Linked DNA regions of Homo sapiens: region 1 is linked to region 2. The links are chromatin loops, found by intact Hi-C in ENCODE. Cell type or tissue: PC-9. All regions are shown on one strand. Each heading gives the region's core, and the rest is flanking DNA. Links, peaks and the distances in the headings are about the cores only.

What was found. Hi-C counts contacts between places; a loop is a spot of excess contacts. Peaks named below come from ENCODE experiments on the same cell type or tissue, not always from the same donor. Only the 100,000 strongest peaks of a DNase experiment are listed, where the experiment ranks them.
Region 1: a loop joins it to region 2, with 6 times the contacts of the local background. A loop is called at or near these places in 2 of 110 quality-filtered maps.

What each region holds. Positions count from the first base shown.
Region 1 is chr22:27,612,504-27,627,516 of GRCh38, reverse strand. No RefSeq gene overlaps it. Among named protein-coding and RNA genes, the nearest start is that of CPMER, 95 kb to the left of the region's middle. In PC-9, for the core only: CTCF peaks have their summits at 9,895 and 10,096 (motif pointing right); a DNase peak (open chromatin) is centred at 6,576; H3K27ac peaks cover 1,597 bases.
Region 2 is chr22:27,468,181-27,483,193 of GRCh38, reverse strand. No RefSeq gene overlaps it. Among named protein-coding and RNA genes, the nearest start is that of LINC02554, 170 kb to the right of the region's middle. RefSeq lists enhancers at 7,337-8,059, 7,445-8,644, 8,060-8,781. In PC-9, for the core only: no CTCF peak of the experiment used is centred there; DNase peaks (open chromatin) are centred at 6,283, 8,023, 8,983, 9,483 and 2 weaker places; H3K4me3 peaks cover 3,458 bases; H3K27ac peaks cover 5,395 bases.

The DNA.
Region 1 (15,013 bases), core at 2,653-10,652, 150 kb before region 2:
CTCTCCCCTTTGTTGTTGGTTAGGGGGGCTCTAAGGGGGTCTTTTAAACCTCAGGGAACGAGTTTGTTAAAAGCAGAAAGAAAGAGTACCTCCTAAATTAGACTGAAGGGCACAGCTCTGAGATGTGCCTCTGATTCAGGGTGTACCAGGTGGTGAGTCTGTGGGCACCCAAGTGGCTGTGGACCCTGTCATGAGGCTCAGGAGGTGGGCTCTCGTTCTCACGAGGAGCAGCTGTGCTCCTAACACGCCATGTGTCCTCTTGGGGAGTGAATTTAGAACCAGAAAACCACACAGCCTGCTACAATCCTGCCTGGACTAGACTCTCCTCTGGGGCTCAGCCTCTCCCTCCCTACCCTGCTGGATTCCAGAGCCCTCCCCCCTCTCTGGGATACAGATCTCAGAGGCCTTCCCCTCACCCCCATATCCTGGTTCACAGATGAGCAAACAAGCTAGGAGTGGTGAAGAGACTTTCCCAGGGCCACTCAGCTAAAAGGTGTTGGGAAAAAAATGATACCCAGGACTTCTGGGCAGGCCCCACGTTGATTCACCCCTACCAGGAAGAAGGTAGAGTCAGGTGATAGCAAACAAGGCCTCTGATGCCACGCTGTCCGGTTCAAACCTCGTCCCTGTTTTGCACTAGCTGTGTGACCTCAGGCAAGTCACCTAACCTCTCTGAGTCTCTGTTACCTCATCTGCAAAATGGAGTTGGTGATTGGACCTACTTTGAGGACTGTCAAAGGAATTAAATGAACTAATAGATGTGAAGTGCTTGGAATGGGGCCTGATAGGTAGGAAACTCCCCTTTGAGCACTGATATCCTTACATTGATTTCAGGGCAAGAGACATATACTATTGGTGAGACCAGGGTGACTGTTCATTGGCACATTGGACATGGCAGTAAATAACATCAAACCCCAGTGAGAAATATATTCCTGTGTTACATTCACATTCAGTCCTTTGAGTCATTGTCTAGGTGAAGGCGAAATTCTCAGTTGGGTGCTATCTCGGCTCTCACACTTGCTCATTTTCCTTTTTAACCAAGAGGGGCCGAGCTGCAGGCTGGAGATGCGGCAGGCAAAGATGGCTGGCTAGAAACTCCTAACACATCTTCAGTGAGCTCGTTTCTTTCAGGGTTACTTATGTTTTGTCACAATCGACACTGATTTCCCACATCATATGCTGCTGATACTAAATGTTCTTTCAAAACAAACTGACTTGAGGACCAAGGCCATGTCGTGGAGGAAGGACACGTGCCCACAGCCTGAATGTCCCTGTGCAGCCAAGGGTGGGCTTCTCAGTCTTGTATCACTGTGTGATATGAGTCAGAAGACTGGAGAGGGACTCTGGGCACAGTGACTCACGCCTGTAATCCAAGCCCTTTGGGAGGCTGAGGCAGGAGGTTCACTTGAGGACAGGAGTTCAGGACCAGCCTGGGCAATATAGCAAGACTCCATCCCTACAAAAGTAACAATAAAAAAATTAGTTGGGTGAGTTGGTGCACACCTGTAGTCCTAGCTACTGGGAGGCTGAGGCTGAAGGATCACTCGAGCTTAGGAGTTGGAGGCTAAAGTGAGCTATGATCGTGATGCTGTTGTACTCCAGCCTGGGCAACAAAGCAAGACCCTGTATCAAAAAAAAAAAAAAAAAAAAAAAAGAACATTGGAAAGGGAATTGCCAAAGATACTTACAAAATTGGAATAAAAAATCTTTTTTGGGCTGGGAGCAGTGGCTCACGCCTGTAATCCCAGCACTTTGGGAGGCAGAGGCGGGTGGATCACGAGGTCAGGAGATCGAGACCATCCTGGCTAATGTGGTGAAACCCCCATCTCTACTAAAAACACAAAAAAATAACCAGGTGTGGTGGCATGCGCCTGTAGTCCCAGCTACTCAGGAGGCTGAGGCAGGAGAATCACTTGAACCTGGGAGGCAGAGGTTGCAGTGAGCAGAGATCTCACCACTGCACTCCAGCCTGGGCGCTAAAGCAAGACTCTGTCTCAAAAAAAAAAAAAGTCTTTTTTGTATAATTTCTTTCTGGGATTTTGTGTGCCTATACATGTGACATGGGTGATTGTTTTATGAGCCGATCCATTTTCAAGAGCTCATTGTTGGGTTTTGGAAACACCAGAGGAGTGACTTTGTTTCTCCAAAGGAGGCTCCAAAAAGGAAGATGATTCCTGATTTTGCAGCAGTGAGGCCTCCTGGTCCCTCGTCTCCTGCTCCATGCAAAATGGCCTTTAACCACGCCTCCAATGTCTTGGGAACTGTATCATACTTTCATTTCTTAAGACTCAGAAACTTCTTAACTTTCTCCTCTCTAGTCTAAATAAACCCAGTCCCACTGCATACCCACCTTCCCTGCTAGTGAAAGTCCATTTTGGCCCAATTATTTCTGGAGGGCAATTTATAAGTAGACATCCAAAGCATCCTTTATAAGCCTCTATTTCTCTCTCTGCACAGCCATTCAGCTTCTAGGGTTCCATCTTTAAGGAATAAACGATCACACATCACATAACAATTCAGTGGTAAAAGTATATTTATCACAGCAAACATCTAGAAGTAACCCAGCTGCCCAACCATAGGAGGTTGGTTAAATGAGGAATGCTACATCCCCACAGTGGAATATGATATGCTCAGCCCATTAGCAGAATGTAGTGAAAGAATGTCAGTGGCAGCTCATCAGGAGCAAGGGTTTTGTTCATCCACTTGCTTTTTTACTGCTATATCCTCAGAATCTAGAACAGTGCCTGGCATAGAGTAGGTGCTCAATAAAAAATTGTTGGTGGATGAGTGAATAAATGAATGCTTAACAGCAGGGAAAGATCATTTTGCTATAGTCAAATTATCCGTGTTATCCTATTTTGTGTAAATATGCATAATGTAGGTATAGAGAAAAAGTTTAAAGGTAATAAAATGATAAGCTCGGTGATTTCCAGGCTTGCTGATTTTACGCAATTTTCCTTCATGATGTTTCAGTTATTGGTCTTTCCCACAATTTATTCAGTAAATGAATTCAATAAGCTGAAATCAGAAAACAATGCAAGTGATTTCTTTTCGAAATTGTGAAATTGCCTGTGAGATTGTGACGATGCAGCCCTCAGAGCCCTTTTGATGAAAACATCTCTAGTGCATAGATTCAAAATTCTCAAAACTCTCAGATCACAGTTCCTGAGAACATGTGGTTCAAAGTTCCAGGGGCCACACCAGGTCTGTGCTGTCTGGCTCTGGTCAGGGCTGAACTGGCCCTGACAGCCAGTTCAAAGCTCCATGACCAAGATGTCAAATCTGGAATTTTAATCCATGACAAAGCAGGAAATTTTCTCATGTTTCACTGTGGAAATCCTGGACTCTGCGCACCAAGGGGCCTGCCCTCCCCTAGTCATCCATTCTGGATGGGACTTTGAGGATCCAGGTGGATCGGCTTGGCCTGGTCTGCTACCCACCTCTGATCCTCCAAAAACTGGGGTTGAGGCTACGACCCCTGATGTCCTGGAGGGTCTGGAGATCCACAGAAGAGGATGCCCAGGGGCTGGGCTGGGGGTGGGGTTAAGCCTGACAATGGCTGAAAACGACTTGTAAACAAACAAACAAACAAACCAACAAACAAACAGAAACGTTATCCAGTGTTGGTTAAAGGAATTCCAGACATCAGGGCATAAAGGGGAAGGGAGGTAGGAGGTTTGGGCTTGGAGGGCTGAGGGAGAGAGATATGTACCCCCTGATCTGACCTCATGTGAAGAAGGCTTTCTTCATTTGTGGGTAAAGTCAGCCACGCCAGACACTCTAGAAATTGCAAAGAAATGGAAAAAATGCTTGTCGTTGTCTTTTAATTATATTCTTTTTCTGTCATTTGTCTCCCGTCTTGGGATTTGAATACACGAAGGTAGAAAACAGTGATGGCTCATTGCACCCATGTTTGACTCGACTGCATGCGGGTCTCATCGCGGGGCCTTCCTAGGAAATTTGCAAGCCCCACTTCGGTGACACACACTGACTTTAGAAACCAGCCTCCCCCCTAAAGGACAGGGGCCCCAGAAAACTTCCCTGGCCTCTCCACGCCCACATGATGGCCTTGTGACAAGTCTCCGGGCCGACCCTCAATTAACTTGTGGGTCCTTGACCATAGAGGGCCACCTAATTTATGATAGCGCATTGGGTTGAATTTAGGCCCAAGTGCCGTGTTAGAATGTTAACAGTGTAACTCAGGGTTCGAGTGATAGATTTGAGGGAGTCGGATGGCCATCTCTGTGCATGTGGCTGGGCCTAAGAATGCCCAGCTACACTCAGTAAGAACCACGGACCTACCTGGTTAGCTCTGGAGACGTGGGGCTGCTGGCTACCCAGGGGGTTGGGAGCCCATGGTGGGACAGCAGGTTACTAGCCCCTGAAATCCTGGAACTGCTCCCTCGCTCAACAGATGTGCTTGGGATGACGCCCACCCTTCCCCACCAGAGTTCGAGTGGGAGCCTTTGAACCTCCATCCCAGTGGCCTGGGCACGCTTCCTCCCCACTGGGGTTGGGGGCAGGAGGCAACACTGAAACTTGCTTGTTATACAGAGCTGGTGAGCCTGTGTCATCGCTTTGGTGACACCCACCGTATGATGGAGAAGAATGGCTCCTGATTTCTCTTTAGGAACCAGGAAATCCACCCTTAACGCATTAAAAATCTCACCCTCGGCCGGGCGCGGTGGCTCACGCCTGTAATCCCAGCACTTTGGGAGGCCGAGGCGGGCGGATCACGAGGTCAGGAGATCGAGACCATCCTGTCTAACATGGTGAAACCCTGTCTCTACTAAAAATACAAAAAATTAGCCGGGCGTAGTGGCGGGCGCCTGTAGTCCCAGCTACTCGGGAGGCTGAGGCAGGAGAATGGCGTGAACCCGGGAGGCGGAGCTTGCAGTGAGCCGAGATTGCGCCCCTGCACTCCAGCCTGGGCAACAGAGCCAGACTCCGTCTCAAAAAAAAAAAAAAAAAAAAAAAATCTCACCCTCAGGGAAGATGCAACCCCACTCTGTTTCCTAGAAGTACCATTCATTTCCTATCCTGTTATTCTCTCTCCTTCCATCCTGCTGGTTCAGTCATGGGGATTCTATTGGTATTCTTATTTTATCTTGTTATCTGTGGCAATGTTGGTCAAGAAAAATCTTGGAGAATTCCGGTGATAAGACAGATGAGAAAGGTTGACCTGGCTGGGGTGGGATGTGGGGTGGGAACCCTCCTGCTCGGCTTCCTCCCAGTCATACTCCACGGAGATGCTTGAGGAGGCTTCATGGAACTCCCAGTGTTCCACGGCAGACAGTTTGAAAACTACTGGTGGGAACTCTGACTCCCCTTCTGGGATTCAGCCTGGTCCGAGGGCTCGCTCTGCCCCGGGCTTGCCATGTGGACCCGTTTCTTTCCTCTCTGGGCCTCAGTTTCTTCACTTACTACAGACTTGCAGAGTTCAGAGGGGCCAAGATGAAAAAACCCAAATTTCTCATCCAACAGCAAGGAAAACAGGAGGCCCAGAAAGGAGTCTCCGCTTAGCCCAGGGCACACAGCCTCATCCCTGGGCAGCAAACGTCCCCGCTGGGGAGGTCAGGGCTGCTCCCCACATCAAGGGGAGATCCCTGTCTGTCCCAGGTGGGTGCCTTCCACACTGTCCTCACCTGGCAGGACCGGAGCAGGCCAGACGTCGGCATGCACACCAGTTCTGCTCCCCCGAAGCCACAGGGTGCTTTTCTTTCCTAGCTGGAAGGAGCAGCCCTCTTGGGGTATTTATTTTATTTCTATAAAAGTGGGAAGCAGCTCTCCAGGGCTCTGCTGATGACTTGTCTGGCCAGAATGCCTTCCCTGCTATTTCAGGATTAAGACAGTAAATTCCTTCTCCAGGGTGTAACGGTGTAAACACCGGGCTCTCAGGGGAAGGTGGAATGGCCACTGGGCCCTACCCTGTGTCTGTGGCTCAGGCAGGGCCTGGGGAAGGGGCTGGGGGCCTTGAGATGACCCCTACTCACTCCCTGCCAGGGTCCGAGTGACCTGGGTGCCTTCCTGCCCACCGGGGCTGGAACCAGGAGCAGCTTTGTTCTACTGGTGCCAATGAAGGATTGGGAGCCCCCTTCGGGGAGTGGTAAGTGATTTCCCTCTCTGAACCTGGGTATCCCCCCTTCTCTAAAACACGAGTAATCACCTGTGCTCGGCACTGTGCCAGGCCCATGGTAGGTGCTCCGTCCATCACAGCTCCAGTGATTTCACGTATTATTATTATCGTAAAGTGTGGTTGAACAGGACACACTCCCTGCCTCCCAAGAAGTTGACAAGAAATAGGGGAGAGAGAGGAGGGCAGGATCAGCAGTTAGAGACATGAGTGCTAAACCCACTGGTGGTAACAGGGAGGGTGAGGGAGGGTAGGGTGGGCCAGGTGGAAAAGCAGGAGGGAAAGAATGGTGCTCCAGGCAGAGGGAATGGCACAGGCAAAGGAAGGGAAGGGAAGCAGATCACCACTTGATCCAGTGTAGAAGGAAGTTCAGCAAGGCTGGGTGGCCGTGCCTGAGGGCAGTGGCGAGAGGAAAGCCCAGGGCATCCTTGGGCACCCAGTGAAACACACCCCTGTGAGTCATGGCAAGGAGTGTGCAGTTTCCCCAGAGACTTAGATTGGGAGCACTGGATGATACCTTAAACCCAGACGACAATTGCCAATGTATGGCAAACTTGCTGGTATTGACGAGTGACAGAGGGCTGTTGTTTGGGAACATCGAGCCTGGAGCAAGGGCCTGTGACACCAGGTGTGATTGAGTGGGGCATTCCAGCAGCCCGCATGGCTGGAGGTAGAGGAGGCCAAGGGGAGGCTGAAGAAACAGCAGGTCAAGTGATGCGGTGATGTTAAGCGGAGAGCTGAGAGCAGCTCCTAATTTCTGACTCTGTGGTTAATGTGCCAGTTAAGTAGCTGTAATCAGTAGCAGCTGTGAAGGGGACCTGCAGGCTCCACGGAATGTCGCCAGGAACCAGGGATCCGGCTCAGGGAGTTGACCGGCAATTGGATTTCCCATCGTTGGGGTGGGTGAGTCGGCAGGAACAAGGTGCAGCCCCGGGCATGGCCTGTGGAGATCTAGGATTGGAAGCAGAAACCTGGCCCAGGGAAGCTGCTCAGGAGGCTTAGTGGTGAGGGTCCCCTTGTGTGCACAGGCATTTTCACTTTACACAGTGCCCATGGATCCTCTAGCGTAATGTGGTGGTGGGTGGTGGTGGTGGTTCTGGGTTCTGAAGCCCTGCTGGATCCAAATCTTCCCGCTTCTTGAAAACTAGTTGATCTTGGAAAAGTTCTCATTTTATCTGAGGGTATTCTGTGGAATAGGTTTGTCACGTTCCTCCCACTGACTATTATATTGGGAAAGGCACATGATAGGATTGCAGGCAAAGTGCCCTCATGGTCGTGTACATAGTAGGTGCCCAAGAAGTGTCAGCTGCACAGTAACAAGAGGACGATGGTCCTAAGGCACTGGCACTGTCTGCTCACTGCTTTGTCTGGGCAGGTGGTGGCTCTGAGGTTAAGACACAGAGGCTGGGGTGTGGGACCCACTGATGGATGCATCCCATCAACATTCATGGGGACCGATGAAGATCAGATCCTGCATCTGGTGGGGACACAGGCAAGATGAGGCTCTGGCCCCACTCCTAACCTGGGTCCCTTCTTCTCTGCTGTCTCTGAGGCTCCCCACTGCATTCCTCCATCCCCTATCAGGGACCTCCTCTTTGTCCCATTTCCCTGTTACTCTTTTTCAGGTAACGCTGTGAGCTCCTCTTCTTTTTGTCTTGTAGGCTGGAGGTCCCATGGCTCAGTTCAGGCTGTTTATTGTTTCCCTCTCCTGGGACATTTCACCCACTCCCAGGGTTTGGTATCTGGCATCTACTAACACTTCTCCAATCTCCATTTCCAGCCCAGACTCATTCATTCATTCATTCATTTGCTCACTCTTCCACCCACAGATATTTGTGGCTGAAATGTTGTCACTGTAATGTAAGCTGCATTAAGCAGGAACGTTTTCTGTCTGCTCACCACCCTCTGCCCTGTCCCTGAAACCGGGCTGGCAGATGCAGACCCTCAACCACCCTTGCTCAATAAATGGATGAATTGGAGGACTCACAGGGGAGGACTCACGCTCTTAAACTTGACAGAGGCAACCCTCATGCCCTGGAGAGAGGAGGTCTAGGAGGAGCCTAATCTGACCCCAGAACCATCTACAGGAGGGTTGGGTCATTCAGCTCATGCCTCTCACCCCCACTTAGCAGATGATGAAACTGAAGCCCTGGGCAACAAGGTAACTTGCCCAAAGTCACAAGGTGATACAGTGGCCGCGCTGGCACCTAGCTTACGGAACAAGGCTCTTGCCTTGTGTCCTGCAGACCAGCAGGTTCTGGGAGGCCCCAAAGGTGTCCGACAGCAGCCAGCTGTGGCGTATTTCTGTCACGTTACATAATGGCAGGCAGGTAATAACCACTCAGCCTCTCCTGTCTCTGTGCATAATAGGTAGAAAAATGAATTCACATGTCATTTGCTGCAATAAAGGAAAGTATTCTTAGTGCTCGCAGCCTTCGGTGGGGCTGAGGAAAGGGTGCAGTACATTCTCAATGAATCACCGGTAAAGGCTGAGTGAGGGAATCTCAATTCTTCCCTGACAATGTCAGCCACAATTAAGCACAATCACCGAGGTTTTATTATTATTATTATTATTATTATTTTTGAGACAGGGTCTTGCCGTGTCGCCCTGGCTAGAGTGCAGTGGTGCAATCGCAGCTCTCTGTAGCCTCGACCTGGTGGGCTCAAGTTATCCTCCCACCTCAGGCCCTCAAGTAGCTGGGACTACAGGTATGCACCACCACACCTGGCAAATTTTTGTAGAGACAGAGTCTTGCTATGTTGCCCAGGCTGGTCTCAAACTCCTGGGCACAAGAGATCTGCCTGCCTTGGCCTCCCAAAGCATTGGGATTACAGGTGTGAGTCACGGTGCCCGGCCACTGAGGTTATATTTATAAGCGAAGCTGGTGAGTGTGTATGTGTGCAAGGGTGAGTAGGGCTGGGTATGTGCACATGGCTGCCTGGGGCACTTACACGTGTACGTGTGTGTGTGCGTGTGGCCCTGGGAGGGGTGAGAGTGGGCTTGTGCAAGCGTGCATGTTTGTGTGCGTGTGCACGCATGTGCCACTCATTCATTGGGACCTAATGGTATAATGTGTGCACCCCCTGGGCAGTCAGCCCCATGAGGACAGGGCTCCTTCTCTGTGGCATTTGCCCCTGTTTCTCTGGTGCCCAGTCTGGGGTGTGGCATACAGTAGGTGCTTCAAAATTATCTGTTAAGTGCATCGACAAGTCCCCCAGCCCTTCCTCCAATATAACCTCAGATCCTCCTCAGATCTGACCACTTCTCTGCACCCAGCTTTCACTACTCCAGATAAAGTCACTGTCCTCCCTATTTCCCCTTTTTCCTTCCCTTTCTCCACTATGATCCCTTTAGTCCTGGGTTCAAGCAATGGCTAGAGGGTTCTTCTTAAAACTAAAAAAAAAAAAAAAAAAAAAAAAAAAAAAAGCAACTCGCTCTCCTGATTAAAAAACAAAGCAAAATTAAAACAACCCAATGACTCCCTATAGCTCTCAGAACAAAACCCAAACTCTTCTCCAGTATATTCAAGGTCCTGCTTCATCTCCCACAGCCGCACTCCCATTTCCCCCTTCAGTTCTTCCAAGGGGTGGCCCTTTCCTGCCTCAGGGCCTGCCTTTGCATTTGCTGTCCCATCTACCCTCAACACAGCTGGCACTTCCTCTACCCTTGGGTTCAGTTTACATATGACACCTCCTCCAGGAAGCCTTCCCTGTCTACACTGTCTAATCTCCCCAGCCCTCATCTTACCCCTCTCCTTCAATCTTCTCTAACACAACTTTGGGACCTCAGGACTTGTATCATAACCTGTGAAGATCTCATATGTCCATTTCTCTGCTAGTCCTTAAGTTCCAGAGGACAGGGCTACTTCTGTTTGATTGCACAGAGTATTATAAGCGGCCAGCCCAGCACTGGGCACAAGGCAGGCACCTACTAAATGTTAGCAGATGGCTGGTGAATGGGTGTGTATGGGGCACCCTCCAGGGGGCAGGTAAGACCTGCAAACCACCAATCTATTGAGATGAAAACACATTTCTCAAACTGCTTTCCTTCCTTCCCAATGCTTTCCTTATGCATGCACCTCCTCTGATACTGTTTTTCACTTAATGTGCATTTAGAGGGACTTGCTTTTTCTTTCAACAGGCAACTTTCTATCACTATTTTGAATTGGAAACTGCCCATAAATGAAGTGTTAACTATTGAATTAAAAATGCAAGTGTCAGCCAGGCACCTTGGCTCATGCCTGTAGCACTTTGGGAGGCCAAGGTGGGAAGAGAGCTTAAGGCCAGGAGTTAGAGACCAGGCTGGGCAACATAATGAGACCCCGTCTCTACAAAAAATAAAGTTAGCCGGGTGTGATGGCATGCACCTGTATTCCCAGCTACTCAGGAGGTCAGGGCGGGAGGATTGCTTGAGCTCAGGAGTTGGAGGCTGCAGTGAGCTACGATCATGCCACTGTACTCTAGCCTGGGAGACAGAGTAAGACCCTGTTTCTAAAAAAAAAAAAAAAAAACAGGAAAAGAGATGCAAGTGTAGTGTGCTAGAGTGGCCCGCTCTGAGCCTCCTGGGCTGGGCTTGGTGGCCTCGCTGTTAGATGTCTAAGACCCAGCAGCACCCAGCTGAGGCTTTCTCCTTGCTGTAATCACGAGAGCTGAAAGAATGACCAGGCTGTCTTACTCTGATGTTCAATGTATTTGTCTCCCTGTCTGTGATCAGCCCCCAGCCCACTCTGTAGCATCTGTTTTCCTGCCCAGGACTTTCCAGTCCCAGGGAATGAGCTAAGCACCTTTCCAGTCTCTCCTGGTTGCCCTTTGACATCCCCTGGCATTCTTGCCCCACATTCCAGGAGGCAACTCTGGGTCCTGGGGGTCCAGTGAGGGGGCACTGGCTTCTATTTTGGGGACCTCAGTTTTCTCATCTGGCAAATGGGAATGCCAATCTGGGCACGAGTGCCTCTCTCTCAGGCAGCTGTGAGGATGAACTGGGAGCCCAGAGGGTGAATCCCTCATGCCTTGGGAAGGCATCTTGGCTGCAGTCATTCCTGAGCTTCCAGACACCTCCTGGGACAGTTTGGAATTTTTATTTTTTGGTTTTTGTCTGTGAGGGGGAAGCGTGGGCCTCTGCATTATTTTCATTCCATGAGGCCGGAAAGGGGGGGTCTGCACAGGTGTTTTCTGGAAGGAGGAGGGGGAGGTGGGAGCCCTGGGGCAGCTGTTATTGGCAGGAGGCCAGATGTGCCTGCTTTTCAGAAGGACGGAGTGAAAGGAAAATGCTGTATGATGGAGCACCTACTGTCTACCTGTTTGTGTACCAGCTGCCATGCATACCCTAACTTCTGAACTCCTTCCAGCAACCCTTGAATCAAGTATTGCTGCCACCCATTTTAAAGATGGGAGAACTGAGACTCAGGAAGAAGACATTTGCTCAAGGTCACTCAGCCGGGAGGTGGCAAAGCCAGGTTTATGTGGCTCCAGAGTTATGATCTTAACCTCCAGTGACTGGCGCATCCATGGAGCTGGGTTCCAGTTCCGGCTGTGCAGGAATTTGACTTCTGGGAGCCTCAATTTCCTCATCTAGAAAACTGAAGTAACAAAATCTGGTGTGGAGACTTGAGGTGAGTCTTTTAAGCCTTCTTTCGAACAACGGTACTGACAGGAATAATAATACTCTTTCCATATGGAGAATTCTCCCTGGCTCACAGAGGGCTTCGGGGACACAGGGGAAGCCCAGAGAGACAAAGTGACTTGTCCAGGGTCACACAGCATTTCTAGACCCCGCGATGCCGCAGAAGCTGTTTTTGTCGTTGTCCCCTTGCTCCTTAGACCTGTCCCGGATAATCTCACCCTGACCCACACAGGCCTGCACCCCTGACCTCAGCAGGACCGGCTGAGCGGGGAGGGTAATTAATTCCTCAGCACCCAGGAACTCAGGGAACACATGTTTCTGGGCCACCTGCCCACCGCACGCTAAGGAGACCCCAGATGGTTGTGAGAGGCTGAAGATGTTATGTCCCACTGAAGGGGAAGAAAGGTCTCCTTTTCTTGCACATTTGCAAGCACCGTCTGGAGCATCTGCCCACCTCCTTGCTACTTCTAGCTGCTCCCTCTGCCTGGAACACTTGCCCACCACTCCTTGCCTGGTGCTTCAGCTGCCTCCAGAAAGCCTTCCTGGACCACAACCTAAATCGAGGTCTGACCCCCACCCTGGCCTCCCTGACTCTCTCATGCTTGCTTTTCTTCTGGAGCCTCTATCTGGGTTTTGAGGCACTCAGTAAATAGCTTGATAGACTAGATGCGTCCTCCAGTGCCTGTGAGGCTAGGGTTCAACCCAGAAGGAGGACAGAGGTAGTGAGCTCCCCACACATCTCTGGATGATACCAGGCAGGGGGCCCAGAAGGTTACCGTTCAGGGGGTCCCTCATCCCTGTGGTGTCCCAACCAGGGAGCAGACTGAATTCTCACCTCGAGTCTCCACGCCAGATTTCGTTATTCCAGTTTTCTAGATGAGGAAACTGGAGCTCCTAGAGGTCAAATTCCTACACAGCCAGGAAGTGGCAGAATCGAGACTGGAATCCAGCTCCGTGGATGGGCCAGACACTGGAGGTTTCTGCCACCCGCTGCCTGCCAAGGTTTGCAGGGAGTGCGCAGGGCTTTGCAGGGAGCAGGGACGATCTGTGCCTGAGGCCCAGAGAGATTAAGCCACTTGCTCAAGGCCACGCATGGGGTGGCTAGGGGGCCCTCCTAGAGCCCGCTGGGCTCCCACCCCGGGGTCGGGTGGTGGGGGAGGCGGTGCTGGGACTGAGCCGGCGGCTGAGATCCCGTCCCTCTTCTCGGGACCATCCCGCGGGCGCGGCGCCCGTGACATTGGGACATGCAGGCCGTATTTCAGCCGCCACCGCCACGGCGCCCGCCGTGGGTGCGCGCAGTTAATTAGCGGGCCTCGGAAAGTTCATCAATAATAGATCTGGCGGCGGCGGCTGATTGCCGCCGCGCGGCGGGCGGCGAGCGCCAGTAAATCAGCCTGACGGGTGCTGACCACGCCGCCGGCCGCCGTGCGATGAGAGCGCAGCCCCCGGAAGTCAGGGGGTCTCCAGGACCGTGGAGCAGGCCTGGGGCAGGGGGGCGGGGACGGGCTCCCCCCGCCCCCCCCCGGTCTCCAAGGGTCTCTCTCAGCCCCTCCGGCTTTCTCCAGCTTCCTTATCTCCATCTCCGGGTTCTCCGTCTCTTCTCTCTTTTTTCCTCTCTCCTGGTCTCAGCAGTGAGAACTCCACCCCCACCCCAGCCCACGTGTGGCCACACACAGCCCTCAACACATGCACACCGCCTTCCCCCCACCCCTCCATGACAGTCCTCTGGTTTTCTTGTAGGTGAGATCGTGCCAGGCCTCTTCCCATGCCCATGTGTGTGCCAGGTACATGTGCCATGAACACACACATTTATTTATGCAACATGTGCCCACGTGTCTACAAGTGTGAGATCTCCACGTGCCTCCCGGTTAGCTATGCGAATCAACTGGGGGAGAAGGTGCATCTGACAGAGGAAACAGGATGTGCAAAGGCCCTGTGGTGGGAGGGGACGAGTGTGCTCAGGGACTGAAAGAGACAATGTGGCTGCTTTGGCCACATTCCCTGGCTTTCCCCAAGAAGACCCCAGGTAATGGGCACTTCTGAAACCTAATGCAGGGTGTGATTCGGTCTCTGTCACAGCCTCGCCAAGCAAATGCTCCTCAGGTCCAAGTCTTTCAGCCAGCCTCCACTCTGACTTTAACCACGAAGTCGGCATCTATCCCTCCTGATTCGACTCTTTTCCCCCTGCCCCCGAGAGGGGCTCAGGTCTCTCTGGCCAAGCCCAGTGACCTCACTCAGCTTTGGCGTGAGTTGGGCAGAGAAGCCCGGACCAGGGTGGGGAGGCCGGCCATAAATCTTCAGCAAGTTGTGGCTGGCAGTTCTCTGCCTGTTCTCAGAGACTGTAAAATTTTACTAGAGCAAGAGCTGCTGCCCACTGGGGAGGCCATACAAGATTAGAACCCGCTAGGGTGGCAGCCGTCAGCGCCTCCGTCACCTGCCAGGCTGCACCCCCTCTGCCCCAGGGCTCATCTGCCCTGCTTGCCTCCCCAAGAGACTTGGGACTGGCTACCACCTGCCCAGGGCAGAGCTTTACAGCCTAGGAAGTAATTCCCACCAGGCTGGGAGGAATCTTCCAGATCTCCCAGGGAGCTGGCAGAGCTGTTACCATGCTCACTTGACAAATGAGGAAACGGTTAGAGAGGGTGAACCTCTCTGGTGCACAGCGGATTAAGTTGAGGTGGTAAACTTGAATCTAGGACCCCCAAGTCTTATGGCAACAGAGTACTTTTTCACTCTTGGTTTCTCTCCTTTCAAATTCTGTCTACTCATCAACCCATTGTTCTTTCCAGCTATCCATCCATCCACTCCCCTGTCCCTCCATCCGTTTATCCATCCACCCACTCACCTATGCCTTCAATAACCATTTTGAAGCATAGACTACATACAAGGCACAGAGGTAGAGAATGCACAGCCCTGTCCTCAAGGAAAGAAAAAGATCCCCAGGGACAAGGTCGCAAACACCCCCAAAGCACCCACTGGGTGTCTCAACGTGCTGGGTGCTGATAATGAGAGCCTAAACATGACAATGGCAGCAGCCATCATCTTTCATGGCTACGAATCTCCCCTCCGTGTGGCAGAAACGGTGAGAAGTATCCTCCGCTCCTCCCACAAAAGTCTATCGAGAGCCTACCATGTGGCAGGCCTTACACAGTTGATCTAATTTACTGATCAACTCAGTCTTTCGAGGTCAGAGTATTTTGACTCTGGCTGTGAAATAGGGAACTGAGGCTGGGGGATGGGGTGGTTGTGGGGTGCAG
Region 2 (15,013 bases), core at 3,872-11,871:
CTCTCCATCTCCAAGCCAGGAGACCTCATGACAGAAACTCTGGAAACATTGGCATTGCCATTCATCCCTCATGGACAACTCACAGTTCAGTTCCACAGACAACTGGACGAGGCGATCCTCAAATTTCCTGGGTACTTCCCTTCCGATGCCAAACAGATTCTGACCATGCAGATTCTTCTCTCATCTCATCCATCACCTCCTGCAATCCACAATATTGCTTCCTCTCACTTCGCTCCTTGCCTTGGTTAAATGTATGTTCCAGACCCTCGCACCATGCACAGGCAAGATAATTTCTGCGGTGATGGAGGCTAATCAGTGTATAATCCCTGGCTCTTGCACCCTCCTCTCCTTGCACTGGAACACTCGTCAGCTGCTCACAGCTGCTGGTGTGACCCTAAGTCTAGTTCAAGTCTGTTCTCTCTTCTCCATCCTCCTGCCTTACCTGTAGCATCTCCCTCCTGGACTCCTCTGCAGCCTGTGACAGCCCCTACCACAGGCCTTGGAGGCAGAAGACGCAGGGTCCCGTTGAAGCTCCCGCCTCTGAATGGGACAGCTTCCAGGTTCCTTCCCAACCCTCTGAGAGATGATGCTTTAGGTCATGGGTTGGCAAACATTTTCTGTGAATGGCCAGGAAGTAAATATTTTCAGCTTTGCAGGCTGCGGGGTCTCTCCCGCAGCTTCTCGATTCCGCTGCTGCAGCAAGAACTGGGCCGTAGATAATACACAAATGAAGAACGTGCCTGCGTGCCAAGAAAACGTTATTTATGGACACTGAGATTTGAATTTGATAAAATGTTTATGTGTCCTGATCTATTCTTCTTTTGATTTTTTTTCCCAATCATTTAAAAAATGACTATAATTTTTAGCATGTGGGCCACACGTAAAAGGACTGCAAAATGGATTTGGCCCGTGGGGAATAGTTTGGGGACCCTTGTCCTTACTGATTTATTTTTCCTTTAAAAAAATCAAAACATTTTAGTTTTTCAGTTTCCTGGCATATGGTTTGGGCGGCACTGACATGGTCTATGCAGACAGGGGAATTTGGAAAGGGAAGGGGGATTTTAGTGAACAAAAAAGACTGACAATAGATCAAGTTTATGTTGGGAGGGGAGTGACAAGCAGGCTTCAGGGACTGGGGACCTTCCCGTCTTGATCCAAGTGCTGGTTTCATGGAGGCGTGGATGCTGTGAAAATCCAGCGAGCTGGGCTCTGATGACAGGCGCACTTTTTTGTATGTATATTTCCCTTCAGTGAAAAGTAAAAGGCCAGGTGTGATGGCTCATGCCTGTAATCCCAGTACTTTGGGAGGCTGAGGCAGACAGAACACCTGAGGTCAGGAGCTCCAGACAAGGCTGGCCAACATTGCAAAAGCCCATCTCTACTGAAAATACAAAAATTAGCCCGGCGTGGTGGTGCTTGCCTCTAGTCCCAGCTACTTGGAAGGGTAAGGCTGAAGAATCGCTGGAACCCAGGAGGCGGAGGCTGCAGGTGAGCTGAGATCATGCCACTGCATCCAGTCTGGGTGACAGAGCAAGACTCTGTCTCAAAAAGAAAGTAAAGAAAAATGAAAGAGCTGATGCTATCCTATTAGTGAGATCATGGGCATACAGGCACTCCCGGGCCATGCTGGGGACGGATAATCGAGGCCACCCCCATGGAAGACAATTTGCTTGTGTTTGTCACATGCAAAAACAAAAACACACCTCCCAAGACCCAGTGATACCACTGGTAAGAATGTGCTCGCAGCACACACTCACACGCATGTGCAAATACTTGTGTGCAGAAGATGGGGAACACCTGAGATGTAGACTAGCTGAGTAAAAGATGGCACATCCAGAGACGGAAGACGATGTAGTTCCTAGAAGGAGGATGCTGTCATCGTACTGCTATAGAATAATCTTCCGAGGGCTTCGTGCAGTGAAAGACGGGAGTGGATACGGAAAGTCACCATTTCTTGACCTCCTGGGACCACATATATTGGCCCTGCTTGGTGGGGTCTCCCCTGTCGCAGTAAAATCTATTTAAATCTTAAGGAAAAAAGAAAGTCGCCATTTATATGTAAAAAAGAAGCACACTCACACACGTGTTCATTTTCATATATAAGCATAAAAACTTTCTGGAAAGACACACAAGAGGCATGGACATGGCTGCTGGGCTCAGGGTGGGCAGAGGAGTACAACCATACCCTTGGGGCTGTTTCATCCTTTTTATGCATATGCCTGGTGACTTTACAACCAAGGACAAAAGACTCCTTTAAAAAGTCTAGGGGATGATTTCCCATACGCTGAGTGCCTACTAAGCTCCCAATATTTTCCATATCCCCTCTGCCTCCGCCCCAATGAATCCTCTGGTTTATCCCAGGGGGCCCCCCGGAGAACCTGAGACAGCCCAGCTGCTCTGCAGACCCAGCGTGCCCCGTGCTGGTCTGAGGGGCACAGCAAGGCTGGCTGCAAGTGCAAACAATGGGCAGGACAAAGAACCCTTTGTGCTTTTCCTCCAGCCTCAGCAGAGCCTCAGGACTGGGCCTCTCCAGTTACAGCACCCGAGGGCTTTCCCACTCGGCAGACGGAGCCCTAGGGTAAATATTCCTCCCAGGATCACCTGTCAGGCATGGGGGAGGGTCTCCTTGGAGCAGGAGTCGCCACAGGCCCAGTGGTTCATCCCAGCCTCCCAAACAGCGGCCCCACTGGGGATGGAGGGATGGCCCCAGTGGCGTGGTTGGAAGCAGGGCAGCTGATCGGGATCCTGGAACACCAACCGGCCAAGTGACCCAGGCAAGCAGCCTTGTGTCTCTCAGCCTCAGTTTATCTGGAAGATGAGGTGATGGTCATGCCTAGATATCCCGTGGGTAGACTGTGGTGAGGATTCAAAGAGATGATGCCCATGAGTGCCTGGCTCAATATACGGTACTTTTGAAAAGTAGGGGAGAGTGGGAATAAAAAAGGTCCAGCCACTTTGGAAAACAGTGGGGCAGATCCTCAAAGGAATAAACATGCGGTTACCCTGTGACCAGGCAATTCCACTCCTAGGTATCTACTCAAGAGAAGTGAGAACACATGGCCACACAGAGACTTGTACAGGAATGTTCACAGCAGCGTTATTCATAAGAGCCAAAGTGTGGACGTAACCCAAATGTTCATCAATAGTCAAAGTATGGTCCACCCATACAATGGGGTATTATTCAGCCTCAAGAAGGAATGTCACATTGACACATGCCACAACATGGATGAACCTTGAAGACATTATTCTAAGTGAAGGAAGCCAGACACAAAACATCATGTACTATATGATTCCATTTCTATGAAACATTCAGATCAGTGCAATCCATAGAGACAGAAGGTAGATTTGTGGTTTTCAGGGGCTGGGGGTGTGGTGGGAGGATGGGGTGATAGCTGAGAGGAACTGAGTTTCTTTGTGGGGTGGTGGAAGTGTTCTAAGCCTGACTGTGGTGACGGTTTCGCTCATATTGTGAATAGACTAAAAATGATTGAATTGTGTGCTGTAAACGGGCAAATTAAATAGTAAGTGAATTATATCTCAGTAAAGCTGTTTTTCTTTTTCTTTTCTTTTTTTTTAAAAAAGCTTTTAAAAAGCTGTTATTTAAAAATAAAAACTTAAGAAGAGGCTCCTGGCAGAGCCAAGACCAGAAGAGTATAAGCGGAACGAGAAAGGAAAAAGGAGGTTAGGAAGAGAGGGAGGAGATAGAGAAACGTCAGGATGGTGACAGGGGGCTGGGGAGTCAGGCCCCATTTCTCTGTGGGCCCAGCCCCTGTGCCTGTCTCCTGGGGGGCAGACAGACTCCCAGTACCGCTGCTGCCAGGGGAGTTCAGTAGTTCCTGCAAGGAGGGAGTCGGGGGGACTCCGCAAGGATGGCTCGGCCACCTGCTTGGTGTGGGCCTCTGGTTAAGCGCCTGAAACACACTCAGCCTCAGCTCCTCACCTGGAAACGGGGGCTTGTGACCACTGCTTCACACAATAATGGTGAGGCTTGAAAGAGGTGGAGGGGGTCAGTGTGCCTGACATGTAGTAAGTGCTCATTAAATGATGGGGGGAGGGAGAGGGAGAGAGAGAGAATTTTATTGACTTTATTTCAGCAGCATCAATTATCTTTTCCCGTACGTTCCACCCAAAGTCTAAAGAAGCAATGAGGATAAAAGGCTGAGAATTAGGGAACCTAAATTCCTGGCTGTCACCTTACGGCCTTGGGCCTCAGTTTGCCTCCCTGCTGTTTTCTTCTTCCTTCTTCCTCCCTCTCCTCCTCCCCACCGTCCTCCTCCTGGTCCATTGTGCCATGCACTTGGCAGTCAATACCAGGTTCTCGCCCTCCCCTCTGCCTTCCTGGGTGTTGCTCCAGGTGTGTCACAGGTGCTTAGACATAGTCATATGAGGCCCTGGACTCAAGTCAGGAGGACCTCCCCAGTCAGGGAGACACCTGGCCTCCGAGCAGTGCCCTTGTCTTCAACTTGGCATCTGTCAGGGGCTGGGACCATCCTATCCCTGGAAAATCTACCCACCCTCTAGGCAGAGTTCCCCAAGTAGAGGAATCCCCATTGCCTTCCTTTCTGGACCCCCTGATACAGCTGCAAAAAAAAAAAAAAAAAAAAATTTCCCATCCAAACCAATCCAAACCAAACCAATCCAAACCAAACCAAACCAAACCAAACCAATCCAAACCAAACCAAACCAAACCAAACCAAACCAAACCAAACCAAACCAAACCAATCCAAACCAAACCAAACCAATGCAAACCAAACCAAACCAAACCAAACCAACCCAAACCAAACCAAACCAATCCAAACCAAACCAAACCAAACCAATCCAAACCAAACCAATCCAAACCAAACCAAACCAAACCAAACCCATCCAAACCAAACCAATCCAAACCAAACCAAACCACACCAAACCAAACCAATCCAAACCAAACCAAACCAAACCAAACCAAACCAAACCAAACCAAACCAATCCAAACCAAACCAAACCAAACCAATCTGAACCAAACCGAACCGAACTGAACCAAACCAAACCAAAATGGCCCAACACCAAAAAAACAGTGACTGTTGCTTTGAATGCTGCCATTGTGTTGTGTATTTTGAAGCCACCTCTCAAGTGTTGTCTTCTTCTTTGCTGGAGCCACATTCCGACTTGGGACACTCCAACCATCCCCTGTTGATCTGAATGAGATGGAGTCTCACTCTGTTGCCCAGGCTGGACTGCAGTGGTGCGATCTCGGCTCACTGCAACCTCCACCTCCTGGGTTCAAGTGATTCTCCTGCCTCAGCCTTTCGAGTAGCTGGGATTACAGGCATGTGCCACCACGCCCGGCTGATTTTTTTTTTTTTTTGTATTTTTAGTAGAGATGGGGTTTCACTGTGTTAGCGAGGATGGTCTTGATCTCCTGACCTCGTGATCCACCCGCCTCGGCCTCCCAAAGTGCTGGGATTACAGGCATGAGAGACCGTGCCCGGCTGCTTGTGAGTTTAAAACTCATCCCTGCCCACAGGCAAGAGAGGGCACAGAGAGGCAGATGAAGCCCTTTGAGGATCAGGTCAAGGAGAAAGTGGCTCCTGGCATTGAATTCAACCCCAGGGGCTGGGTGGGTGTGTTTTCAAAAAAGCTCCTTCCCAGCACTCTTTATCTATATTTTTACCTGGCTTAGATTCAGCGCCTGGACCTTTGAGTTTTTCCCGATAGGTGCTGGGTCTCAGAGCTTCCCCCGGAGGGGCACTGTCTGCTGATGGAAGAAATGTGTGGAGCCCAGGTTAGCCATGATGTTGCCGAGGGCGGTGGACAGGCCTGAGGGCCATGGTCGCAGCTCTGAAGGGCAGCAGGGGTGGGACCACAGGGGGAGCTTTGGATGTGGGGACAGCCTGGGCTAGGATGGCAAAGACTGGTATGTCCAGGAGTCACACACCGGAGGTCCTGGGATGGCTGGACTCAGCCCCAGCCTCCCATTCAGAGGCCATCCTTGGCTCCTCTGGCTGCCTCATGAAAGACAGCCCCCAGCCCAGGCAGCATCTCCTCTCCCCTTCCCCCACCCCTAATTCCCCTGCCCCAGGTCAGCCGTTGTCTTTGCTCATCTCTGTTTTAAGAGGTGGCCTTCTAAGTGACCCTCCTGGGCCAGCTTCTGCCTTGCATCCACACGGCAGTGGAGGAAGTTTCAGAAACCTGATCCCACCACCCCTAGCTTACAGCCCTCCGGACTGTGTCTGTCGTCCCTGCTTCTGTCTGCTGTCTCTGACCTTCCCACGGGACAACGCCATGGGGCCTCGCCCCACCTCCCGTCTCAGGTGATTCACTGCTGACTTGGATGTGGCCAGCCTGACTCACATGCAGCCACAACCATGGAACATTCAGAGGCTCTGAAAATGTTCACTGAATTGAACAGAGGACTGGCCCAAAGTCCCAGAGGGACTTGGTGGCAGAATGAGGCCGAGAAGAGGGTGGGAGGGGAATGATTATGGAGCACATAAAGTGTGCTAGGCCCGGTCCACAACACGTGTGCACGCATTATCTTGTATCTTCGCATCAGCCTTGCGAGGGGGGACGATCCTGTCCCCACTTTGCGGAGGAAAACAATGAGGCTAAAAGGAAGTGAAATCTACAGCCCAGAAAAATAAAGCCGAGAGGAGGCAGGCGAGGGTTTGGACTCTGGGCCTGAGATCACACAGAGCAGGTTCTCTTAGATATAGATGCCAAAGACCTGGATCTCTGACCCTCTCTGCCTTTATCAGTGAGGCACTTACGTAAGCGAGGCCTCAACTGCCTCATTTGTAAGATGGGGGTAGCACTGGTGTGTGCAGGTCATGCTGCTAGCATACATGAGCATATGAACTACCCCCATATGCAAATGAGAATATTTGTACCCCCATATTACACATGTGAATGTAGCAGAGGCTGTTGGTGCCCACCCATTCCTCCTGGGCTCTCACCATCCCCATGTGGGCCCACTCCATGGCTTCCAACACAATGAAGTGCCAGGGAGTTAATGCCCCGGGCAGTACCCCTCAGCCCATGGCAGAGCCTACGGGGGCTGCAGGATAAACACCCCAGCTCCTTTGATCCTTGGGTGAGACAACTCCCAGCCATGTCCCATGTTGGCTCCCAGAGGAGAGACAGGGTTTCACTGTGTTAGCCAGGATGGTTTTGATCTCCTGACCTCGTGATTGGCCCACCTCCACCTCCTAAAGTGCCAGGATTACAGGTGTGAGCTGCTGTGCCGGGCCGCTTGTGAGTTTAAAACTCATTCCTGCTCGCAGGCGAGAGAGGGCACAGAGAGGCAGATGAAGCCCTTTGAGGAACAGGTCAAGGAGAAAGGGGTTCCTGGCATTCAATTCAACCCCAGGAACTGGGACATAGTCATATGAGGCCCTGGACTCAGGTGCCCCAGCTGCCCACATTGGAACCTTGCTTGCTAATGAAGCTTCCCTTCCGGGCTTCACTCCCTCACCCTCTCACCTCCCCACACACTGCAGTTCTTTTTGCAGGATGTGCTTTGGGGCAACCCACACCCCAATCAGGAAGGGAATTCTCCTTGAAGAATCCTTGAAACATGAAGCAAAGTTGTTCCTTCCTATATAACCCCTGTCCTTCCCCCCATCAGGGCGGGAAGTAGTTTGCATTTATCACCTCGAGGAGGGAATAATCAACTTCAAAAAGCAGAAGCTTGGATATAAACAACAGGCGGGGAAGAACCGGGGATGAGAGACCCCTCTCCCACCTCTGAACCAGAGACAGACTTCCCAGGAGGGGCAGGCAGAGGAAGGCACAGAAGGAGGCTGCGTGTCACAGTCGCTCTAAGAGGCCAGGTGAACGGCAGGTGGGATCAGAACTTAGCTAGTGAGGCTACGGTGCTGCAAGTTCAGTTACAGGAAACTAACATTCATGTCCTGCATACTTGAGTTCGGGCCAATAGATTCTTGGTATTATCCGGAGAGAGGCTTCTTTTTCTGACTCATTTACAAAGAACTCCCTCCATCTGCGCCCCCAGCCTCCTTCTCCCTGAGCTTCTCCCACCTGGCCCTGAGTCATCTCACTCCTTCCAGCCTGAAGCCCTGAGGATATTTTCCATCGGAGGAGCCCAGCCCACTTAGGGAAGAGATACCTGAGGGAGCACCTGGCTTGGGGGTTGGTGTTGTCTGCAGACAGGAAGAGGCACCCCGTGTTGGGACTGGCCCCAGGTGAAGAGGAGGGGGGAGAGGGCTGGGCAGGTAAAGCAGGCCCCAATGCCTGGGAGTTAGAGACAGGCTGCAAGGGAGCTGAAGGAAGCACTCTTTTCTGGAGCCTGTCCCATCACACCCTGCTGTGTGTCCCTGGGGAAGTCACGTGGCCTCTCTGGGCTCCATCTCTGCAGAGTGAAGGGCTTCAAGCTGGTCTTGAGTCTCCCATTTTGAACACTCTTTGATGCTGGAGTAGCTGGGCTTTCCAGCATCATCAGGAGACTTGTGGTTTTTCAGCTGGGCACAGTGGCTCATGCTTGTAATCCCAGCACTTTGGGAGGCCAAGGTGGGTGGATCACCTGAGGTCACGAGTTTCAGACCAGCCTGGCCAACATGGTGAAACCCTGTCTCTACTAAAAATAAAAAATTAGCCGGGTGTGGTGGCACACGTCTGTAGTCCCAGCTACTCAGGAGGGTGAGACAGGAGAATCACTTGAACCTGGGAGACAGAGGATGCAGAGCGCCAAGATCCGCACCATTGCACTCCAGCCTGGGCGAGACAGAGTGAGACTCCGTCTCAAGAAAAAAAAAAAAAAGAGAGAGACTTGTGGTTTTTCTCTTTGTCTCTCCCTTCCTCTGCCCTCCCTCCTGCTGTTCGTTCATTCATTCCTTCCCACTCCATGTCTAGCCTTGCACAGTATGCTACGGACACAATGATGAGCAAACCCATCCCTACCTTAGAAGCCTAGTCTGGCAGAAGACAGACGTTTCACAGCCAGTTACAACAGAAGGCAGTGACGGGCATGTTATTCACAGCTAGCATCTCTTCTGGAGCCCCACCTTTGTGCCAGCCCCGGGCATACCTGACTCCACTGAATTCCCAGAACCTTCCAAGGCCCAGGTTCCTTAGTCATCTTCATTTTCCAGGTGAAGAAACTGAGAAGCGGGAGGTGAGGGCCAGGGGCCCATAGCTAGGAAGAAACAGATGGGTTTGCCAGACTCAAGGCCCATTCTTAGAATCACCCAGTTTACTTCATCTCAGAACAGTAGCAAGCCAAGGGGGAATTCCAGGAGCTGAGAGAGAGAGGGCATGTAACCCAACCTTGCTGGAAAAGGCAAGATCTGTCCAAGGAACCCAAATCTCTCCTAGTCCATCATTTCACCCTCTCCCTACCAAGACCCGGCTGTGGGTGGGGGATGGAGTTAACATTTGCCACAATAATGGAGCAGTAACACTAGCTAATATTCATTGATGATTAATCTCATTAGCTGTGACTGGTTGGTTTCAGTCAAGGGCTTGATTCTGACCAATCATTGTAGCCGGAGGAATGGACTCAGCTGATTGGCCAGTTGTAGGGGCTGTGCCTAACTAAGTCCCTGAGCTGGTGGGTGGGTCCCGTGCCACCCAATCCACATTAAGAGCCAGGGAGGGCAGTGCAAGTCAAGGTGCTCTTAGCAGAGGAGGTAAGAATAGCAGATATCCCTTAATCCAGCATTTAGGCAAATCAACCCATTAATCCCCCCAGCAACCCTGAGGCACAGAGAAGCTAAGAGACTCACCCAAGGGTCACACAGCTTGTGAACCACAGTGCTGAACCCTGAAAGTCTGGCTTCTAAGTCCATACTTTTTATCTGCAGTACTACACTGCCTCTTAGAATAATGCCTGAAGATGAAATCAATAGATCCTGTTTGGAGTTGAAATGAGGGAGGAAGGGGAGAGGAAGAGGAAGTGATGATGTTTTACATTCACCAACCTCCTCCTATGATTTAGACAGCTCCCCCTAACCTGACTGTTGACATTAGACAGCAAAGATGGCTAAGCCAGGCTGACACCTGAAGTTCGACGTTGTTTCTGTAGTTACCAGTGGTGACGTCACCATGGAGGCTGCAGAAACCTCATCATCACACCAACTGCAGCCCCAGCTGCCTCTTGTCACTTCCACACGGGGGACCCATTTTGGGCAATGTCTGTGGCAAGTTTAAGTGCCTTCTTTTTTAAATTAATTATTTTTATTTATAATTGACACTTTCAAGTGTCTTCCTGAGGACACTTCTTAGGGAAGGACCTTGGGGTCAACAGCCCAGGCTTCTTGACGAGGCCTGTGTGTGGGTGCGGTGGGGGTGGTGGTTTAGAATCTACCAATCTGCCATCATTATCACTCTTTATCCTCCTGAGAAGGTTTCTCTCTCTTTAATGTTTCTAATTTCATTGTTGCTCAAATATCCAGTAAGATGTCCCCAAGCTAGCACTTCTACATCAAAATATTATTTCGGTGGCCTTGGTTAAGCACATTCTGGAAATAAATCCCGAGCCAAACTTTCTTGTTCCTTTCCCTTCCTGCATTTCTTCTCTCCCTCTCCTTCCAACCATCTGGCCTTAAACAAGTCTGTATTATACATTTAACTGTTTGTCAGGCCCCATGTTAACATCCCAGGGAAACTGAATGAATAGGACTTATCTCTGCCTTCAAGAAGCTGCCCGTCTTTTTTTTGTTTGTTTGTTTTTTAAAAAAGACATGGTCTCACTCTGTCGCCTCTATCACCCAGACTAGAGTGAGGTGGCACGATCATAGCTCACTTCAGCTTCAAACTCCCAGGTTCAAATGATCCTCCTGCCTCACCCTCCCAAGTAGCTGGTATTACAGGCATGCACCACCATGGCCAGCTAATTTCTTCATTTTTTGTAGAGATGGGGTCTCACTGTGTTGCCCAGCTGGTCTTGAACTCCTGGGCTCAAGCGATCCTCCCACCTGAGCCTCCCAAAGTGGCTCATTACATGTGTGAGCCACTGCATCTGGCTGAAGCTTTCCATCTTTTAGGGGATATAGATGAACACTTATTATGTAGTGGGGGCCCTGGAGGGCCGGAGGAGGAGGATGTCATCCCTGCTTGGGGGAGTTTTCCAGGCAGATGTCCAGAGGTGGAGGGAGGGAGGAGAAGGCATCCTAGGCAGAGGGCACAATATAGGCAAAGGCAGAGAGGCATGGAGTAGTCTAAGTTCATGAACGATTGTGGTTTGGTTGTGCATATGGGGAGCTGTAGAGGATGAGACAGGAGGCATAGCCAGGGCTCAGGCAGACCACTGAGAGCTTTGTCATGGTAGAGGAAGGGCACATGAATGGTCCAGGGCCAAGAGAGCACTGGACTAGGAGTCCGGAGACAAGGTCTAGGCTCTGCCATTGTTTTGAAGTTGACTTGGTGAGTCATGGCTCCTCTCTCAGTCTTGGTCTTTTCATCTGTAAAAGCAGAGGCTTCTTCTCTTGGTCTTTGAGGTGCTTTTTGATTCACACATCTGATGCATTTCTGGGATGTTATTTTTCTTGTCCTTCCCAGAATCTCTCCCCAAATCCACAATCCTGCAAAGATCTTGACCACCCAACCCCCCAGACGTCACCCGATTCAGAGCTAAAAGGATCTTTCTGTTCCTGGTCGGTCTGTTTGTCATAGCTTTGAGGGGGCGCTCCTGGGGTGTCACTGCACACTACCTCATTGATTTCGATTTTATTTTAACAGCCTTGGTGTAATTATGAAAGCCTGCTGTAATTATCAAAACACAACTCCAAGTATTTCATTGTTAAAATACCCCTATGGTCTATTATTAATTCATTAGATAAATTTGGATTATATCACTCAATAATTAATGTGCAGACCTGAATCCGGGGAATTTGGCCACTGTGAGTCACATGGTAACTGTGGGAAGCAATGGGAGCCTGAGAGATTAGGAGGCAGAGGTGGAGAGAATGGAAACAGGGAAGAAAACAGGTGGTCATGAAAGGTTGATGACCAGCTGCTCTGTGACATTCATTTAACCATTAATTCAATAAACACTTATTGCTGGCCTACTACATGCTAGGAATTTTGAGCACCTTAACATCCAAATATTAACTACTCAAGGTGGTTCCTGGGGTTCTCTCTTATCTATCTATATGTTCATCATTCATCACCCATCTGTCTACCCATCCATATAGCCATACAGCCACCTACACACCCATCGATCCGCCATCTCATCCGTCCATTCATCCATCCATCTACCCGCCCATTCATTCATCCATTATCCACTCAGTTTATCCATTCATCCACCCACCCATTTACCTGCTTACCTACCCACCCATCTACCCTTCCACCCATCAATCTCTCCCTCCATCCACCCAACCACCCATCCATCAACTCATCCATCCATTCATTCATTCACCCATTCATCCATCATATCTTCGTCCACCCATCTACACAGCCATCCTTCTATCTATTCATTCATCCACCCATCCATCCATTTATCTATCCATCCATCTATTTATTCATCTAACGATCTACCCATCCATCCACACATCTATACATTTATCCACCTATCTATCTACCCACCCATCCATCAACCCATCCACCATCCCATGCATCCATTCATCTACTCATCCACCTATCCGTCATTCATCCATCTTCTCCTCAATTTATCCATCCATCCATCCATCCATCCATCCACCATCTCATCCACCCATCCATCCACCCATCCACAATCCCATGCATCCATTCATCTACTCATTCACCTATCCTTCATTCATCCATCTTCTCCTCAGTTTATCTATCCATCCACCCATTCATTCATCCACCTACCCATCTACCTGTCTACCTACCCATCAATCTATCCATCTATCCATCCATCCATCATCCATCCATCCATCCACCCATCCATCCATCTATCCATCCACCCATCCACCCACCATCTCATCCATCCATTAATCCACCCATCCACCTATCCATCATTCATCCATCATCCCCTTTATTCATCTATCCACCCACCCACCCATGCATTCATCCACTCATCCATCTACTCATTCATCCATTATTTATCCTTCCACCCATCCATCTACCCATTCATTCATTTATTCATCCACTCATTCATCTATCCACCCACTCATCCATCCACTCACCCATTCACCTGTTATCTATCCATCCACTATCCAGCATGCATCCATCTGTCTATTTATTGAGCACTCCCTATGTTCCAAGCATGGAAAGTAACTTGAGGAACAGACTATGGCCTCTGCTCTCAGGAAGTCACCCTCCGTGTGGAGGACAGGTTGCAGCCATGCAGACCAGTGCTTGCAATAGTGTGATATGTGTTTTTACGGGGAAGGACAGGGGACTATGGGAGCCCAGGAGAAGCCTGACTTTGCTGAGGGAAGGAACTGTGCTCAGGGAAAGCTTCCTGGAAGAAGAGCTATTTAGCTGAGGCAGAAGGGGGAGAGCAGCAAGCCAGGAAGAAGGGTTCATGGGGAGCCAGAGTTCTGAGGTGGTCCAGCCTCATGTGGGGTGTCTGGGGGTATGGGGACATGGCCAACAAGGTCAGCAGGGCTTGGATGTGGTGGCCTTGTTGGCTTTTGAGATTCATTTTGAGAATGATGGGCATTCAGCAGATACTGAAATGGTTAGAAATGATTTGTGTTTTAAAAATATTTCTCCAGCTGCAGTTTGGAGAGTTGAACTGCAGGGGCATGAGTGGAGGTGGAGAAGCTGGGGAGAAGGTAGTACAGGAATCTGTGTGAACAATCGTGGTGGTTCTTGATAGAGGGCTGGCAAGGGATAGAGAAGGAGGCATCTTGGAGGGAAGTGGAAGGATTAGCATCCTGGCTATGGGGGTGAAGGGGCTCCAAAAGAACAGTTTACCTAAGTCCAGCAACCTATCCAATTCTTTCCTATAATACCCATGAGCCAAACACTGTTTAGGGAACCAGTGGTTCCTAACCTGGCAATTCAAGAAGCAGCCTTTTTGTGCAGAGATCTAACTGCAGGTAGTCTGGAGAGCAAGAGCACCAAGTGCCAGGAGTTCAGGCAGGCACCGAGGCTGCAGAGGCGTGCCGAGGTGATGTCACTGAGGGTCTCAATGGTCAGGCTAAGAAGGTTAGATACTTCTGTAGAGCACTGGGAGCCATAGGAGGATTTGCGGCCAGAAAATGGCATGACAGGAGGTCAGGTAAAGGGAGATGGATGGTTCTGGTCACCATGTCATGAATGGGCTGGAAGGAGTTAGCCTGGAGGCCAAGACCTGTTGAGAAAGTTACTGCTGGCCCCTGGGGTGAGATCCAATGGGCCTCTCTGGAAAGCATGGCTCCTTCGTTTGCTTGCTGTGTGACCTTAAGCAAACTACCCAACCTCTCTGTGCCTTTGGAAAACAAGGATCACAATATTTCCCATCTCATGAGGCTTAGATGAAGTAACACAGAAGTGCCTGGAGCAGAGTGAAGTGCACAACAGCTTGTATTGCCACCATGGGCACAGTGAGGGTCTTTCACCTCTTCGGACTTAGTTTCCTCATCTGTAAAATGAAGGTCACAACAATGCCTACCTCAAAGGGTTGTCTTGGATTAAATGACTTGAAGCACACAGCACACTAGAGACTGGCCAGTATCACTGCAGAATCTGTGGGGCCAGTTGCAAAACGAACGCTCGGGGCGTCTTGTTCACAAATAATTAAGAATTTCAAGACAGCAACGGCCGAGCATGAAACCAAGTACGGGTCCCTTCATGTCAGCTCGACAGGCTGACAAAGGGGAAATTCCAGGCAAGGGGAACAGCTTGTACAAAGGCTTACAAGGAGCCTGGAACAGAAAATTTGAAACAGGAATTGTCTCTGAAAATCCAAACACGTGACTGCTGTGGCCCCAGAGCATCTGCAGGATGCCTCAGGCACAGGGCCTCTGCACCCCTTCTCCATTCTCAATTTTGGGTAGGGGCTTATTTGGCTCAAAATATGTCCTTCTCTGGGCCAGAGACCTCTGCTGACTTTTCTAGGGACACATAGTCTTTTAGAGACAGGGACAGATCCCAAGCTGGTGTTCAAGTCTCTCCACCAAGGATTCTATCA